3 separate regions of the Homo sapiens genome follow, and regions 1 and 3 are each linked to region 2. A link is an interaction called in ENCODE POLR2A ChIA-PET data of the cell type or tissue named here. Cell type or tissue: endothelial cell of umbilical vein. All regions are shown on one strand. Links, peaks and the distances in the headings refer to the core of each region. The heading gives the core; the rest is flanking DNA.

Region 1 (6,121 bases), core at 1,213-5,212, 55 kb before region 2:
AAAGCCACACCTCCCAATGCAGCACATTGAGGGTTAGGATTTCAACATATGAATTTTGGGGGGACACAAATATTCAGTCCATAGTAGTGACATAGAAGCATTAAATTAATAGGTTTCCTTTAGTGCAAGGATAACATCCTGAAAATAATAATTAATTTAAAAGTTAAAATGAATAACAAATGGAATGAAACACACACAGACATTTAAATGTACCCTGAGGAATGCCCTTTTATATTACCATATTAAGAGTGTCGAGAGAGAGAGAGAAAGAGAGAGAGAGAGCTTTACCTGTGGGTGTATAGTAATTTTGGGTAGTTAAGCAGCACCCTTCTTTTGAGTTGCTCACAATGCTTTATAGCATTCACTTCAATTGTGACAACACTCCTGTGGGTGGCAGGCATTGTACTAAAAGTGCGGTACAGCTGCAGGTCAGACAACCCAGGGGCACACAGTTTTCACATGAACAGTTTATAGCACAGGTGGGTGCCGAGCCCACAGGGTCGGTCCAGTCATGCCTCATCCACATCTGACCAAGGTGGCATCTTCTTGGACTGATGAGCTCTCGAATGAATAACAGTTTTGAGTTCCCATTATTCTGGGTTTCCCAAGTGTGCGTGCCATATCTGAAACAGATGGTCAGTATTACAGGATGATGACGGTTTTTAATGGTAATAGGAATCACATGATTAACACTTCCTGAAAAGAACTGGATTACATATTGAAAATTGGACCTCAGCTCTTCAAAAAAATATTATTTGATTTCCTGTCTCATTTCCAGAAAATCATAGGAATACTGAAAGTCTGTGAAGAGTATTTTGAAATGGATTAACATCTACACTTGTTTTTTGTCACACTGATCTCTAAGGCCCCATTCAACTATTTACTTATTTGGCAGTTATGGTACTTTCTCTACACACCAAAAGCCTGGGGAGGGACATGCATGCAGGGACAACGTCCATTTTATTTTCCCGTGTTGTCCCAAGCTTAGCACTGTGCCTGGCACATAGAATGTGCTCAACAACAGTTTTTGAATAAATAAATCTTGCAGTATTTTGCTTTATAAGACTTTTCTTTGACTATATGGCACTCCAGTTGGAGTTCTATTTATCATAACAACCCCTTCTAGGAATGCTTTTGTTGCACAGATAATGTGTTTTTATTTTTCCAGATTTCTTTCATTTCTGATTTACTCTGACCATTCACAAAAGGATATTAAGATTTGAAGATTTCCAAACACCTCTGGTGAGGGAATTTCTATAAGTGTTCAAATGTTTCTTGACTACATTTTAAAAGGTTATTTATATCTGCAGTATTTTTGGCACTTAACAAGTAATAACATATTCATATTACATCAACACTTACTTCATTGTTTTTCCTTTAAAAGTTCTTAGGGAAAAAAAAAAAAAACCTTAACATCTTCCCAGATTGTATTTCCCTCATCTCCATTAGTTACCAGTGTTGACTCTATTCTTTTTATTGCCAATATTCCTGCAGAAAACTTAGAGATGACCTATTTGTCCTTGATTTTTGCTTCCAAAGATGTGCCACCAAAGAATAGGAATTTCTTATAGAATGCATATGCTTTAGGGGCATCTGTCTCTAACTTTACAAAAATAAAATAATAAAGTTATGTGTTTTCTTCACACATTTGAAAGCCAGAAATAGATTCAAACGTACATTTTTCTATCCGTGTGCCAAGCTAATAAGCTGAGCGCAACAGACTGCATCGCGCAGGCCACCGCGGCTCCGCCCTCGCACTGCGCTCTTCCTCCTCCCGCGCCTACCGCGTCCCTCCTCCCACTGGGAACTGGCCGGCCAGCAGCCCCCCGCAGTCCCTCCAGCTGCTCCCCTGGCAGCTGCACACTTGCCTCTGGGTCTGTCGTGCCTCTTTGTGTTCCTGGGCATCATTAAAATAATAGAATCGCAGCGTTTAGAGCCGAGTGACTTTGGACTGGCTCCTCTGACACCACTGAATTTCTGCAGATCATTTACTCCATTTTAGACTCTTAACACTTCACCATCTGGAAGGTCTTGGGGAGGGCACTGGGACCAGCGAAATGTCTGCTGCATCATGTGGGGCACTTTTAGTGACCTCCCCTTGAAGCAGACGTCAATGGGAAGTGTTCTAGGTGCCCACAGAGAGGGGTCTGATGGAGGACGCCTGTTACTGCTTCTTCACCCTCAAAGGAAGGAAACCTTTTAGACTTCTGAGGAGGTAGAACTCAACAGTATACATGCTCTTAACTAGCAATATTTATGGTACACGTTCTTCCTTTATAAAATCAGTTCTGCAATGCCTGCTACTCCAGTCTCTGTTATCTCAGGAACTCTTGAGTGAAGACTATCCCCTGACCTAAGCTGGGCCCATCAGAATCTCTCTGGGGAGTTCGGAACTGGAACAGAAATGCTCATCTCTCTCCTGGTTTCTCCAACAGGAAAGATGTGCATGGGGAGCTGGGGATGGGCAGTGTTTGGGGCTGTGTACCTTGAGGTAGTGAAAACAGATCTGCTGATCCTGCAGGCAGTGAAAGAGAGAGAGAAAGAAAAATAAATCTACAGTGAGAAAAATAGACATGAGAAAAAGCCAGCTTCCCGGCTTCCCAGAAGCTTCCTGGCTCTTGGTTCTAGTCCCCCAGGAGATTGTGCTACTTCCTCGCCTGGCCTGAAGTTAGTTTCTCTTCCATGCAACAAAAATCCTCTCCTCAGATGTTGACTCCATAAGGCTTCTGACCACAAAGCACAATCATAATTCTTTCATTGAGTTTAACTATCCAAAATCTCAAGAATCTCAAACTCAATTAAGAACCCAGAATTAGACAGATGACATATCCAAATAGTGAAAGCTATGTTTTTGGTCCAGAATTGTGCAGAGCGTCAGTCCTAGCTGCGCCTGGCCCTGCTCACTAACTCCTCCTCAAAAAACAATTCATCAGATTTATCTTGCAGCTGCTATATGCTCTGCACCAGGTCAAATGCTGAAGTTTTGGAAGCCATCATGACACAGCCCGATTCCCATGAGCTTTCAATTTAGTAGGGAACTTAGACAAGTAAAACACATTACACAAGCGGTCTTTAAAAAGTTCATTGAAATACGTATTATGAAAAAACTATGCATAGATGTCAAAAATTTTTTGCACCAAAATAAACTTGTACTAACTTGTTATAACATGTCTGAAAAGGATCTAGTTCGAGGCACTAAGATATCAGTTTGTAAGGAGTCCCTTATCAGAGCAACGTGAATTCTGCTAAAATTGAAGCAAGAACAAACATTAAATTTTTGGTGAAGCTTGGTTGGAAGAATGATGAAATCATTAACTTTTAATGAAAAGTTTATTGGGACAATGCCCCCCAAAACTAAGCAGTTTATAAATAGAATAATTCATTTTAAGAAGAGGTGAGACAATGTTAAAGCTGAAGCCTAGAGCAGCAGACCATCCACGTCAATTTGTGAGTTAAAACTCATCTTGTTTGAGCCCTAATTGAAAAGGACCAATGATTAACAGCAGAAACAATAGCCAACACCATAGACATCTCAGTTGGTTCCACTTACACAATTCTGACTGAAAAATTAAAGTTGAGCAAATTCTCCACTTGATGCGTGTCAAAACCGTTGTGCCCAGATCAGCTGCAGACAAAAGGAGAGCTTTTGACGGAAATTTTAAAACAAGTGGGATCAACAATTTCAGAGCATTTCTTCAAAGAACTGTAACAGGAAATAAAACATGGCTTCGCCAGTACAATCCTAAAGACAAAACACAATCACAGCAATAGCTACCAAGAGGGGGATGTGCTTCAGTCAAAGCACAAGCAGACCATCAAGAACCAAGGTCGTGGTGAAGGATTTTTTCGGATGCTCAAGGCACTTTGCTTGTTGACTTTCTGGAGGGCCAAAGAACAGTAACATTTGCTTATTATGAGCATGTTTTGAGAAAGCCAAAGCTTTAGCAGAAAAATGCCCAGGAAAGCTTCACCAAAGAGTTCTCCACCACAACAATGCTCCTGCTCATTCATTCCTCTCATCAGACAAGGGCAATTTTTGTTTTTGTTTTTAAGATGGAGTCTCGCTCTGTTGCCCAGAGCAATCTCGTCTCACTGCAACTTCTGCCTCCTGGGTTCAAGCCATTCTCTTGCCTCAGCCTCCCGAGTAGCTGGGATTACAGGCCAGCACCACCACGCCCAGCTAATTTTTGTATTTTTAGTAGAGACGGGGTTTCACCATGTTGGCCAGGCTAGCCTCAAACTCCTGACCTTGTGATCTGCCCACCTCAGCCTCCCAAAGTGCTGGGATTACACCCTGCCCTGCCAGACAAGGGCAATACTTTGAGTTTTGATGTGAAATGATTAGGCATCCACCTTACAGTCCTGATACGGCTCCTTCTGACTTTTTGTTTCCTAAAAAAATCCTTAAATCTTTTTTTTTCAGTTAATAATGTGAAAAAGACTACATTGACCTGGTTAATTTCATAGAACCCTCAGTTCTTTAGGGATGGACTAAATGGCTATTATCACTTATAAAAATGTCTTGAACCTGTTGGAGTTTATGTTGAGAAATGAAGTTTATATACTTTATTTTTATCTTTTAATTCCGTTTTTTCATGAACCTTTTGAACTAGTAACAGAATTTTCTAATTTAACTTCACTCAGTTTAAATCTCAGTGTTGTTCGAGAAATCATAATATTGGCCAGGTACAGTGGCTCATGTCTGTAGTCGTAGTGCTTTGGGAGGCTGAGGCAGGAGGATTGCTTGAGGCCAGGAGTTTGGGACCAGCCTGGCCAACATAGTGAGACCCTGTTTCTAATTAAAAAAAAAAAAAGATCTGAGTCACACAGCAGAAAAACAAATATAAAAAATGATAATACTACTTTGCAGATTTTATCTGTTTAATATTTCAACAGGCCAAGCGTATCAGCTACAAAAATCTCAAGAATTGTAAAGATATGACCAACTTAAATTATTTGAAGATGTTGTATGAGACTTGCAGAGTTCTAGATGGGGAAGAAACTGTTTCCAAGATGCTTACATATCCAACCAAAGGAAATAGATTAGAAAACAGCAGGATGATCACACAACATAGCTTCACTTTGCTGGTTGTGTGGAATGGGCCTTACAGGACACCATCAACTTTGCTACAATCGTGTTGCATTTTTATTTAGGCTCTCAGTGTTGACAGTACAGCAAAGCCCTTTTGGTCAAGGAAACAAACCTTAGACATTGTCAGAGACCAGTTACAAGATCAAGTGGTTTTATAAGATCAATGTAAAAAAAACTTTATATTAATATTTTACTACTTTTATTTTGAATATGTACCAAAGAGCATATGTTATATTTTAAAGCTAATTTGGTAATTTAGAATAAGACTTATAAAAGCAACTTCTTTCAGATTATATATTAACACATGTTGATTGCAGAATATTTGGATAATATAGATCAATACTGTATAACCTAATCCACAAAACCACTTTATTGTTATAGTCATGACTTTTATTTTTGTAATTAATTTCTCAAATCCTCACTTACCCTATCAGGAGACAGTCCAATATAGACTTTCCCCAAATTGTCCAAAGATACCATGGGCTGGGCATGGTGGCTCATGCCTGTAATCCCAACACTTTGGGAAGCCCAGGCAGGCAGGTTGCTTGAGTCCAGGAGTTCGAGACCAGCCTGGGCAACATGACAAAACCCCATCTCTACTAAAAATACAAAAATTAGCTGGGCATGGTGGCACGCATCTGTAGTTCCAGCTACTCGGGAGGCTGAGGTGGGAGAATCACCTGAGCTCAGGAGGTAGAGCCTGCAGTGAACTGAGATAACGCCACTGCACTCTTGCCTGGGCAACTGGAGTAAGACTCTGTCTCAAAAAAAGAAAAAAGAAAAGAAAAGAAAAGAAAAAGACACTATGGTCTTACTGGATCCAAAGAGTGACAAGGGTGAGTTGTGTTTCCATTGCTAGGTCTAGAGGGAAGTGGGAAGCTTGACCATTTCACTAGTGCTCTCCTTCCTTGCAGCCTCACAGGGCTCTGTGGAAGTATGGTCCTGCATGGTCCATGCTGTGGCAAATGCCCTTGCTGCATCTGGCCCTGCCTAGCCATGTAGGGCCCCAACCTGGGGTCCTACAATTAT
Region 2 (6,121 bases), core at 711-4,710:
GGACCATCTTAAGACGTTAAGTTTATTAGCTCTTGGCTCTATATCATGTCTTTGAATTTTAAAAATAGCAAATTAGTTATTACTTGGGGAATGTATTTTGATAGATAAAATATTTGAAAGAAATCTGCAGTGGAGAAATAATTTATTGAAAAGACCCTGATGGGGGAAAATTTTTGAACCACTATCTTATATCCCAAATAAGGTAAAATATTTTGTTATTATTACATTATTCCATCTTTTTCTGCTGTGTATTGTAAGAACTTTGGTTTTTAAGGATTTGCCCTCTGCTGCAAATATATAGCTTATCAAAGAAGGGGAGAAATAATGTTTTGGAGTTTAATTGTAAATGCTAATTTCTGTGAGGAGTCCTTTAGGAGGTTTCACTAAAGTTACTAAAACCATGCTGTCATGATATTTTGTAGTTATAATGATCATGAGCAATAAACAGTCAAAAAAAGAAAACCTTGAAAAAAGTAGGTGGAATACCAAGTATAAAATGGAAGTAATTTAAGTTGAAGTTTTATCCAGTGCCCCCAGATAGGCCCTATTTATTATGGGAATTTAGTATGTATTGATATACTTACTTATTTAGTAATTATTACATGCTGAAGGCATTATCTCACTTGCTTTATCTCATTTGGTCCTCACAACAATCCTAATAGATAGGTTCTCCTATCCTCAATTTTCCTGTGAGGAAACTGAAGTTCAGAAAGGTTAAGTTACTCATCCGGTGGTCACATAGCTAGTGAGTGGTGACAGGCCTTTCGAATTCCAAAGCTCCATTTCCTGTCATAGGTTATGATAAAGGTGAAATCGCAAGCCAACATGAAGGAATCCTTGAGCAATTCAGGTTGGGATTATCGGTTAGCACTTTAAAGAACATTTAGTTTGGATCGTTAGCCACATTTCATGTAACAAAATTAATTTCAGATAGGTCAGAGGGTTAAATTTAAAAAACAAATCAAACTTTTAGAAAAATTAGAGGGTAGATTTAAGTACTGAACCAAATTTCTGAAGCAGAATTTCTCTAAACTTTATAGCAACAGTTGAAATCACAAAATAAAAGTATGTACAACTATAGCATATAAAACAGGCATATAAAAATTAAATGATTTTTGAGTATCAAAAGTATAGATAAATTGGCATAAATTAAGAAAACAAGAATTCTTAGTGCTGACAAGGAAATTGTCATGTATTGCTTGTGGTATGATAAACTAGTAAAGGCCCTCTATAGGTTTAGCGAAAGTACATAAGGCACAAAAATATCATCTCTGCAGTAATTCTGCTTCTGGGAATCTTTTGTAGTAGATAATCTAAGCTATCGAAAATGCTATCTCCATGAAAATATTTTTGCAGTGTTTTTCATAAAACCAAAAATTAGGAAAAGAATAAAAAATGTCCAATGCGAGGATAGTGGCTAATCAAACCCCCCACTAGGTTAAATGTTTTTTATGTGTTTTGTTTTTGTTTTTGTTTTTTTGAGACAGAATCTCACTTTATCACCCTTTGTCACCCAGGCTGGAGTGCAGTGGTGCAGTCTCGGCTCACTGCAACCTCCGCCTCCTGGGTTCAAGCGATTCTCATGCTTCAGCCTCCCAAGTAGCTGCCCAGCCTCCCTAGTAGCTGTGATTTCTGGCGTGTGCTACCACTCCCAGCTAATTTTTTTTTTTTTTTTTTTTTTTTTTTTAGTAGAGATGGGGCTTTACCATATTGGACAGGCTGGTCTCGAACTCCTGACCTCAGGTGATCTGCCCACCTTGGCCTCCCAAAGTGCTGGGATTACAGGCGTGAGCCACTGCACCCAGCCTAGGTGAAATGTTATATAACCGTTATTATCAATGATCATAAAGCCTTCTTTCCAGTGTAAAACAATAGGAATGATGACATTTTTCATCTTATTTATGTTTCTACTGAGGTTACAGCTGTAGAAAATAATGTATGTTTCATAAAAGGCTGAAATGAAATATTTTATAACCATTAAAATCTTAATCATGATTATTCAGGTAGTGAGATTAAGAGTTTGCTTTATTTTCAAGTTTTTGATAATATTTTATTATTTACAAACTCTAAATATAAAGGACTTCTTATTTGACCCACAGGATGGGTTTCCAGATTTCCAGGATTCTGTGCAAACACTCTTCCAGCAGGCTAGAGCTAAGAGTGAAGAACTTGCAGCTCTTAGTTCACAGGTAACATAAACTCCCAGTTATTACTCCATGATAGTATCTGAAGGTTAAAAAATAAATGACTACTTCAACTAGCTTCAGTTTTAAGTATCTGAGGCCTGACTTTTTATTTCCGTTTGTTTTTTAAAACGTCATCTGAGCCACAGCTGTATCAACATGAGAGCAATAACAACTTGGTTTGATTCAGTTTATGAACGGAATCTGATATGGTGCTACTTATTTATTCTTGTAGTTTTGTAGGAAGTGAGACAGATTCTCTGCTCAAGAAAACTTAAACAGTTTGATAATCAGGAAAACCAGCCATGTTGACCATGGCTGTGTGTAATGCAACTCTGAGATAAAATAATACTAGTTCTCAATAAAATATTAATAGTCAACATTGTAATTATTGTTAAATCTTTTAAATTCATATTTATTGAAAAACTATTAAATGAATATGTGGCTTCAGGTGCTTTTGCCATTAAGTTATTTAATTTTGTCTGTATACTGAAATTAAAATTTTAAAATGCTTTCTGCAAACATCATCTTTTAGAAAGCACTGTAAACTTTTATTCCTATTGAACAGCTTCTTTGTAATAAGTTGCTTTTGATCAAATTTAGTACTGCTAAGTTTTGTTTTTTTCATGTTAGGATGAAAAATACATTTTTTACCTCAGATATGCTTATTTAAATTTTGTCAATTTAGTAACAAGTTCAAATGAAATGAAGTTGTAGTTACTTTTGATTTGGTTTATATGCACTCAGAAAAATAGTGTGTTTATCATGTTTATTCTGTGAATTAATATATTTTACCTACTGATTTTTACATTGTGAATCAGGGCATTTTGTAACCAATTTTATATAGCAGCTTTCTTGTCCTACTCTCTTATATAGCATGGTAGTGATTCATATCTGTGCATTTTGACTATTATCTCCTTGGCAAAATACCACAAATACACTGCTCTGAATATCACATATAAGTAATTTAGAGCAGTGCATTGAAAAGGAACTTATAAAACACATACAGAGATAAATTTATATGTCAGTTGACTAATTGTATATTTAAAATATGCCTTTTTATGATTGGTTGGGAAATACTGCAGTTTCATTTCATGATGAAGGTAAAGATGCTTATTGGCACTGATGTTTTTCTGCATAATTTACATTGTTTAATTTTAGTGGGAAGTGTATTTGTCTTGTTCTTCTAGACAGCCGTTTTACACCTTTTCTCCCCCAAACATATTGTCATCATATCAGAGTCTGTGTACTGCCAGATCCTAAAATAAAAATGCCAAGATTTCGCCCCAAGTGTTAGAAGTAGTTTATAGCAGATGTTGCTGTTGCTTTTAGATTTCTGTTTTAAAAAATCCTTTAAAGGACTTAGTACCTTGGAAAACAAAGCTAAGGTTATGTTGCTTTTGAGCTGACATGGAATTCTCTTGAAAGAATTGAGAAGAAAGCTTTTATCTTTTGTACAATATCCAGCCTTTTATGTTTTAACATGATGATATAGACATCTATGCATATTTATGGAATTTGTATACCACATGAAGTGTGAACTAATTTTAATGAATACTAAATATATTTGCTGGAGTCTGAAATTGGCATCTTTAAACCATTAAAAAATCTAGAATGTTTCAGTTACTGATTTGATTTTTGCTTTACTTACTAGCAGCCTGAAAAGGTGATGGCAAAGCAGATGGAGTTCCTTTGCAACCAAGCTGGCTATGAGAGACTGCAGCATGCCGAGAGGAGGTTGTCTGCAGGGCTTTACAGGCAGAGCTCAGAAGAGCACAGTCCTAACGGCTTGACTTCCGATAACTCAGATGGACAAGGTACATCTTTAGAATATCCTATGCCTTTAGGGCCACTATGTGCACTTCAAAGAGAAACAGAAGACAGTGGCTGATTTTTAAATTATGATATTTTGTAGAGATTATTTTACAGGTTCTCTTATCAAAATTATTTTTTGAATTCTTCATTTTTCTAAAAAGATAATTTATCCTGCAAATTTTAATTTGTAAATTTTTTAATCTTTAAGCAGTTGGCACCTGAGATTGACATGTATTATTTTGTAGGGGTTGGTGGGAATGTGAGATGTCAACAGTACAGATTATTTTCCCCGAAGAAGCAGATTCCGGGAGAGATGTTTATCCTTTTTAAATGACCAAAACTTCATATTTTTTTAGACTTCAAAAACAAGTTTGTGAAATTTACAGCATTTGGTTCTTAAAAGAATATGGTGACTGCATCTAAAGTGTTATGACAGAGTACAGCTCAGGTTTAGAAAGCCATGTGATTCGTGAGTGTTTTTACCATTCTAAAAAGTACTTCATTCTTTTCACATCCTCACATAAAGAAAATCCCAAGTCATTGTTATTCACCCAACCAACAGGCATTTTATTTTTTTAGCAATTCCTATGTGCCAGGCACTCTCCTAGGCACTGAAGATGCAGCAGGGAACAAATCCCTGTTTACCTGGAGCTTACATGTAGTGGAGGGAGATGTACAGGTTATATATCCTCTAGTTTCAAATAGTAATAAGTGTTTGAAGAAAAAAAATAATTTTATAGTGCCTCCTTTTTATATATTATTGTTATACTTTTCTAGAGAGTGGTTATTATTGTAAAAAAATAAAAGGATTCCTAGGTAAGGATACCATCTTAACAAGGATTCTCCAGCCATGGACTGAAATATTACATGTGTCAACACATCAGAGTACTGGAAGAGAAGAAAGTTCTTCCTTTTAAAAATATTACAGGAACCTCTGAGTTGAGGTCTTGTTTAACTTCTCCAATTATCCTTAACAGTTAAGAAGCAAAGGCAATTATTAAAGATTTGGTGACTCTAATTTGTGACACCAGGATAATTCAGTGTGGGGTGACAATTTGCTAATGTGATGGATTTCAGTACATGACAACATGATTGGGTGTATAATTTTTTCCCATATTTGTGCTAAATCTGTTTTTTCACGGATTTTGCTGTAGTTTTTTTTTTTTAATCTTTAATTGGCTTGAAGCCTTCTGTGTCTTTCTAGTACTTGTTATTATATGATTAATGACATGCCTTGGTAAAATGGTTGTTCTAGTAAGAAAATGCCTTATAGAGGAGATGTATTATATGCCAAAACTGGAATGCTCACAGGAATTCTCAGTCTTTTGTTTAGCTCTTAAAAATATCCTGGCAGAATTGTAAACCTTGGGACTGGCATGAAATGACTTGCCATTTTCCTCTTAAATTATTATTTAAAATGTTTTTTCCAAGTCTTATTTAAATTCTTCAGTGCTCGTTGACTCTCCTCACTTTTTTCCTAAGGAGTGTTCAGGCAAAATTTATTTTTAAGAAAAACCATGGTATGTTTTTAATATTATGCATATTTCTTTTTTCTTTTCATTAGGAGAAAGACCTTTGAATCTCCGAATGCCTAATTTACAGAACAGACAACCCCATCATTTTGTGGTGGATGGGGAGCTGAGCAGACTTTACCCCAGTGAGGCAAAGTCCCACTCATCAGGTGAGAACGTGCTATATGATGAGAGGGTAACACTTGAATAAAAGCATCTTTAAATTCTGTTCTATTTCCTCCCCCATCAAAAAAAAAAAAAAAAAAAAAAAAGTCATTACTGACAGTGTTCCTACAGGTTGAGTATCCCTAACTGGAAAATTCGAAATGCTTCAGGATCCAAAATGTTTTGAGTGTCAGAATGACACTCAAAGGAAACCCGCATTAGAACATTTCAGATTTGGGATGCTGAACCTTTGGTGTAATGCAAATAGTCCAAAATCTGAAAAAGCTCAAAATCCATAGCACTTCCTGGTCCCAGGCATTTTGGATAAGGGATGCTCAATTGTCAGTTTTTCTCCCCTTGGAAGTGGTAGATTGCCATAACACTGGCTGCTCTCACTAGTCTTTTTGCAAACTTCATATTCCGAACAATGACAGGGAAAACTCATGA
Region 3 (6,121 bases), core at 1,213-5,212, 75 kb after region 2:
TGCCCGACTCACCCTCAATTGAAGGGGAATTAAGCTCCACCTCTTGAAGAAAGAAGAATCAGAAATTTGTGTGCATATTTGAAAACCATCACACATGATATCATCAGTATAGTGGGTTATGGTGTTGATGTGCGGAGTATCCAGACAGTCCAAGTCCCTTTAGGTTATATTATGACAGAGGGCATGAGAATTAGCCCTGCTCAGTGCTGTAAAAGTCTGTGTCATTCCCGTGCTTTTGTTTCTCTTTCTTTACAGGAATAGAAATGAATACATTTGCCAATCAATGCAAGGTACCTGAGGCCAGGTTAATCAGTTTGTTCTAGCAAAGATATATCTCGCATAACAAAAGCAATTGGGGCAACTATTTGGTTGAGTTTATTATCCCCCAGGATCAGACCAATTTTTGCAAGGGCCTGACAGGTGAATTAAATGAGGATGAGTGAGGGCCATCACTCTGCATCCTTTAGGTCTTAAAGAGAAGCACTAATCTCGGCCATGTTTCCCAGGATGCAATATCACTTTCTTATTTACTATCTTACTGAGAAAGTGAATTTTGTTTCAGCTATTCCTCTTGGTCTCCCCTGCTAACATAGCTTTTACCCCACAGTACAAGGAATCACTGCAGAGATTCTACCAGCTACCAAGGATATCTATTCCAATTACACATCAGGAAACCAGAGAAATGACCCTTTCCTACTTTCTTTTTCTCCATAGCACTTGTCACTATCTAACCTATGTTACACTATTCATTTTATTTATTATTTGTCTCCTCAATGAATATAATCTCTATAAGGGAAGGCAGTTTTGTCTTTCCCTAACTGATTTTTTCCCCATGATTACAAATTACCTAACACATCATTGCCATTTTATAGTTCTAGCACATAGCAAGTGTGCAATAAATATTTGCTGAATGAAAGAATGAATATGAATGTTGCTGTCATTGAATAATAATATGAATGTTGTTATTATTGTTCTAATTGTCCCTAAGATTTTTCCGCCTCTCTCAGCAAATGTGAATCCAAGTGTGAAACATTCACTCTGGGGCAAATTAGGGAAAGGTTTCCACAAAGGATCACAGATTGCCATTGCACTTCAAGTCTTTCATGGTGCACAGCACGTATGTTGAAGAGGTAGAAGGCAGATCAGGAGGGGCACCACTTCAAGGTTCTCAGCACCTTTTATATCTCTCTCTTCCCCCAATGTGGATTAAAGTACACATATTTAATCTCCTAAATTTTTCACTGGTAATTATTGGTGTTTTGGGATCACACACACACACACACACACACACCCGCCAAGGACATACATTAATTCTGAAAGACACTATGGTTTAAATCATAGATAGCAACTAGTTTGGCCTCCTAGAATCAAATTGCTTATTTTTAAAGCATTTGAATTAGTCATAAAATATTTAAATACTTTCAGGCTTCTTGTGAAAAAATAGAAAGATCTGGCTATTACCATTTTTACTAGTTCCTAGAAGTGAATGCTCACTTTTGGATGGGCATGTGCTTTCCATTTTATTACAGTCCTCACCACTCATTGTTGTCTCCTTCACACTGAGGCTGAATGACAGCTGCCATTCATCAATGTATGGCTGAGACCATTTTTCTTACAGTTAAGAAGAAAGTGATACCATTTTTATGTGTAAGTCCTTTTCAAAGTTGGAAAAATAAAATATAGACAAAGAGGAACATATATTTTAAGAAAAATGGAAAAAGAGTGTTTTGAGGATGTAAGGGGGAGCAAAGATCATGCCAAAGCATTTAATATATAATATGCAAATGAAGTATGACTGGGTCCATAGAGTGCAATTCAAGGAGTCAGGACCTTGAGTTTGCAATTCTTGCTCTAACCTAATAAAAATAAATAAGTCATATAGTCTACTTACCTCATAATTTGCATGGTACTTCTTTCCCTTTTTAGGGAAAGATTACAGATTTTTTAATCTGTAATTCTCATTATTATGTAAAGCACTTTAGTTTCTTTTCTTCATATTAACTTCTTCCCCCCAACACACATATAGACCCATTCACCTCCCAAATTTTGCCCTTTGGGAATAGAAATACAGAACTCTGTATTTCTCTGCTGTGGTTTGGATGTTTGTACCCCTAAACATCACATTGAAATTTAAGCCCCAATGTTGGAAGGGGGGCAAGGTTTGGGTCACAGGGGTGTATCCCTCATGAATGGCTTGGTGCCTTCTCTTGGTAATGAGTGAGTTCTCGCTCTATTCAAAGAGCCTGGCACCTCCTCAAACCCCCCTTCCTTCTCTGGCCATGGGAGCTCTGCACAAGCTAGACTTCCCTTCTTCCACCAGGAGTCAAAGCCACCTGAAGTTTTCACCAAGAGCAGATGCTGGTGCCATGCTTCTTGTACATCCTGCAGAATCATGTGTCGAATAAACGTCTTTTCTTTATAAATTACCCAGCCTCAGGTACTCCTTTATAGCAATCCAAATGGACCAAGATAGACTCATTGCTAGTTCTATGCTTTATAACTCGAGTCCTTATTTATACAAAGAAAAGCTTTGCAATTCTGGCTCAGAAAAGATTTAATTAAAATCTTAGCTAAGGATCCTCATTCTCTTTACTTTCAATATGGAGAAAAGAAAGAGAAGTATTTATTTTTCCAGTAGCTTTCAGTTGATAATTTTAGGATTTAATAGCTAAATTATAATAGCACAAGTAAAATTTTATGTTGGTAATTTAATTTCTGGGATACCCTTAGCTAATAAATACACTTGGTGATTAGAAAAATGGAACATCAGGCTGGGCGCAGTGGCTCATGCCTGTAATCCCAGCACTTTGGGAGGCCGAGGCGGGCGTATCACCTGAGGTCGGGAGTTCAAGACCAGCCTGGCCAACATGGTGAAACCCCATCTCTACTAAAAATACAAAAATTAGCTGAGCCTGGTGGCACGCACCTGTAATCCCAGCTATTTGGGAAGCTGAGGCAGAATTGCTCAGCTTCTGAGCAATTTGAGAGAGAATTGCTTGAATCTGGGAGGCAGAGGTTGCAGCGAGCTGAGGTCACGTCACTGCACTCCAGCCTGGGTGACAGAGGAAAACTCCATCTCAAAAAAAAAAAAAAAAAAAGAAAAGAAAAAAAAAAAGAAAAATGTAACATCAGGTAGAATTATCCAAGTGTTTTTGTTTTTATTTTTATTTTTATTTTTTTTTAAGGCCAAACACAAATCCATCACAATTCTGGCACTTACTTTAAATGATAGGGTATTGGGCCGTATTTGTCAATCTCTTGTAAAGAAACCAGGGTGTTTTTATATTTACCTGAATATGTCTTTCTACCTCCACCACCTTTTCCATATTCATTCATGTAAATTATAAAAGTAAGGCAGTTACTGAGCCCAATATTCACTGATAACAAAGCAGGAAGCTTATGGGTATGAATCAGAGTGTGGATGACTCATTAAAAGCCAAATGTTTGTACGGAAAGCTCCCCTAAAATGGCACAAAAGCAAATATTTATAAACATGTTAAGAAAGCATTGTGGAACTCTTGGGAGGAGGGGTTAAAATATTGCCACACATTCCTAATTACACTATTACAATAAAACATTGCTTTGCTACCATGAAGTCTGACCCAGGCTCTAAACTCTTTAGCAATGGGGTTGCTCTAATTAGCTATAATAAGACTGATCCTGACTCACAGTGTGTCCGGAATTGGTGGGTTCTTGGTCTCACTGACTTCAAGAATGAAGCCACGGATCCTCGCGGTGAGTGTTACAGTTGGCGCGTCTGGAGTTTGTTCCTTCTGGTGTTCGGATGTGTTCGGAGTTTCTTTCTTCTGGTGGGTTCGTGGTCTCGCTGGCTCAGGAGTGAAGCTGCAGACCTTCGCGGTGAGTGTTACAGCTCTTAAGGCGGTGCGTCTGGAGTTGTTCGTTCCTCCCGGTGGGCTGGTGGCCTCGCTGGCTTCAGGATTGAAGCTGCAGACCTTCCCGGTGAGTGTTACAGCTCATAAAAGCAGTGTGGACTCAAAGAGTGAGCAGTAGCAAGATTTACCACAAAGAGCGAAAGAACAAATCTCCCACAACATGGAAACGGACGCAAGCTGGTTGCCACTACTAGCTCAGGCAGCCTGGTTTTATTCTCTTATCTGGCCCCACCCACTTCCTGCTGATTGGTAGAGCCCAGTGGTCTGTTTTGACAGGGCGCTGATTGGTGCCTTTACAATCCCTGAGCTAGACAGAAAGGTTCTCTAAGTCCACACCAGATTAGCTAGATACAGAGTGTGGACACAAAGGTTCTCCAAGGCCTCACCAGAGTAGCTAGATACAGAGTGTCGATTGGTGCATTCACAAACCCTAAGCTAGACACAGGGTGCTGATTGGTGTTTTTACAAACCTTGAGCTAGATACAGAGTGCTGATTGGTGTATTTACAATCCCTGAGCTAGACATAAAGGTTCTCCACGTCCCCACCAGACTCAGGAGCCCAGATGGCTTCACCTCGTGGATCCCGCACCGGGGCTGCAGATAGATGGAGCTGCCTGCCAGTCCCGCGTTGTTCGCCCGCACTCCTCAGCCCTTGGGTGGTCGATGGGACTGGGCGCCATGGAGCAGGGGGTGGCGCTCGTCAAGGAGGCTCGGGCCGCACAGGAGCCCACGGAGGGGGTCGGAGGCTCAGGCATGGCGGGCTGCAGGTCCCGAGCCCTGCCCCGCGGGAAGGCAGCTAAGGCCCGGTGAGAAATCGAGTGCAGCGCCGGTGGGCCGGCACTGCTGGGGGACCCAGTACACCCTCCGCAGCCGCTGGCCCGGGTGCTAAGCCCCTCATTGCCCGGGGCCGGCAGGGCCGGCCGGGCCGGCCGGCTGCTCCGAGTGCGGGGCCCGCCAAGCCCACGCCCACCCGGAACTCCAGCTGGCCCGCAAGCGCCGCGCGCAGCCCCGGTTCCCGCTCGCGCCTCTCCCTCCACACCTCCCTGCAAGCTGAGGGAGCCGGCTCCGGCCTTGGCCAGCCCAGAACGGAGCTCCCACAGTGCAGCGGTGGGCTGAAGGGCTCCTCAAGTGCCGCCAAAGTGGGAGCCCAGGCAGAGGAGGCGCCGAGAGCGAGCAAGGGCTGTGAGAACTGCCAGCACACTGTCACCTCTCAACAGTACTTCTTATTTTGAGATATCATTCTATTTTGATAACTTCAGCCTCTCTCTATTTTTCCTTTTTTTTTTTTTTTTCCTGAGACGGAGTCTCGCTCTGTTGCCCAGGCTGGAGTGCAGTGGCGCAATCTCGGCTCACTGCAACCTCTGCCTCCTGGGTTCAAGCAATTCTCCTGCCTCAGCCTCCCGAGTAGCTGGGATTACAGGCATGTGCCACCATAACCGGCTAACTTCTGTATTTTTAGTAGAGATGGGGTTTCGCCATGTTGGCCTGGCTGGTCTCAAACTCCTGACCTCAAGTGATCCGCTCGCCCAAAGTGCTAGGATTACAGGCGTGAGCCACCACGCCCGGCCTGTTTTTCTTTCCTTTTTTGAAGACAAGGTCTTGCACTGTTGCCCAGGCTGGGGTTCAGTGGTGTGATCATAGCTCACTGCAGCCTCCAATTCCTGGCCTCAAGCAATCCTCCTGAGTCGGCCTCCCAAAATGCTGGGATTACAGGTGTAAGCCACTGCACCTGGACTATCTCTATTTTGAATGCATCAAAAATACATGTGCTACTTATGACAATTTTAAGTTTTCTGTAGATATTCCTCTTAATTGCAATCTGTACAGAGGACACAAGAAAAGGGCGATTAGAAATGGAAATTTGTTTCTTGATGAGGAAATCTTCAAGTAATGTAAGTATACATTTAAATTCTGCACCAGGATGTTGCCTATTTTTTTAAATGACTTTCTTTGTCCTCCAAGTAAATATAGAATGGCTGTTTGCTTTAATTCTAACACATACTTTTGGCACATTCCAGGTTCTTGCTTAGACTTCTCAGGCTCTAATTTGAAACCCCAGAGTCCTTTACCCAGACTGATCTGGGGCCTATGGTAAGTCAGCTCCTGTTAGAAGCTGTCTTCAAATAGGAGGTGATGATGGAGGTGGTGGAAGGCTAGTGTTTCTCTATCTGGTCCACATTTGAAAAGGCATCAGAAATTCAGGAGGTAATTAGGCCAAGGGGCAAACC

Evidence for each region. ChIA-PET counts read pairs that join two places held together with the same protein. Peaks named below come from ENCODE experiments on the same cell type or tissue, not always from the same donor. Only the 100,000 strongest peaks of a DNase experiment are listed, where the experiment ranks them.
Region 1: POLR2A ChIA-PET joins it to region 2 with 6 read pairs; 3 of 35 experiments call an interaction of 5 or more read pairs at or near these places.
Region 3: POLR2A ChIA-PET joins it to region 2 with 6 read pairs; 2 of 35 experiments call an interaction of 5 or more read pairs at or near these places.

What each region holds. Positions count from the first base shown.
Region 1 is chr2:190,626,201-190,632,321 of GRCh38, forward strand. The region is part of intron 4 of NEMP2-DT (NEMP2 divergent transcript); the gene reads left to right. It also overlaps a transcript of NEMP2 not described here. Among named protein-coding and RNA genes, the nearest start is that of NAB1, 20 kb to the right of the region's middle. In endothelial cell of umbilical vein, for the core only: no CTCF peak of the experiment used is centred there; no DNase peak of the experiment used is centred there; H3K4me3 peaks cover 291 bases.
Region 2 is chr2:190,681,639-190,687,759 of GRCh38, forward strand. It overlaps NAB1 (NGFI-A binding protein 1), which reads left to right. Exons shown (of 10, transcript NM_005966.4): 7 at 2,100-2,189; 8 at 3,838-4,000; 9 at 5,563-5,679. Among named protein-coding and RNA genes, the nearest start is that of NAB1, 36 kb to the left of the region's middle. In endothelial cell of umbilical vein, for the core only: no CTCF peak of the experiment used is centred there; DNase peaks (open chromatin) are centred at 743 and 2,343; H3K27ac peaks cover 2,578 bases.
Region 3 is chr2:190,756,423-190,762,543 of GRCh38, forward strand. LOC124907946 (a long non-coding RNA gene) reads right to left here and starts at 4,079. Exons shown (of 2, transcript XR_007087780.1): 1 at 3,670-4,079. RefSeq lists an enhancer at 3,387-4,586. In endothelial cell of umbilical vein, for the core only: no CTCF peak of the experiment used is centred there; a DNase peak (open chromatin) is centred at 3,459; H3K27ac peaks cover 863 bases.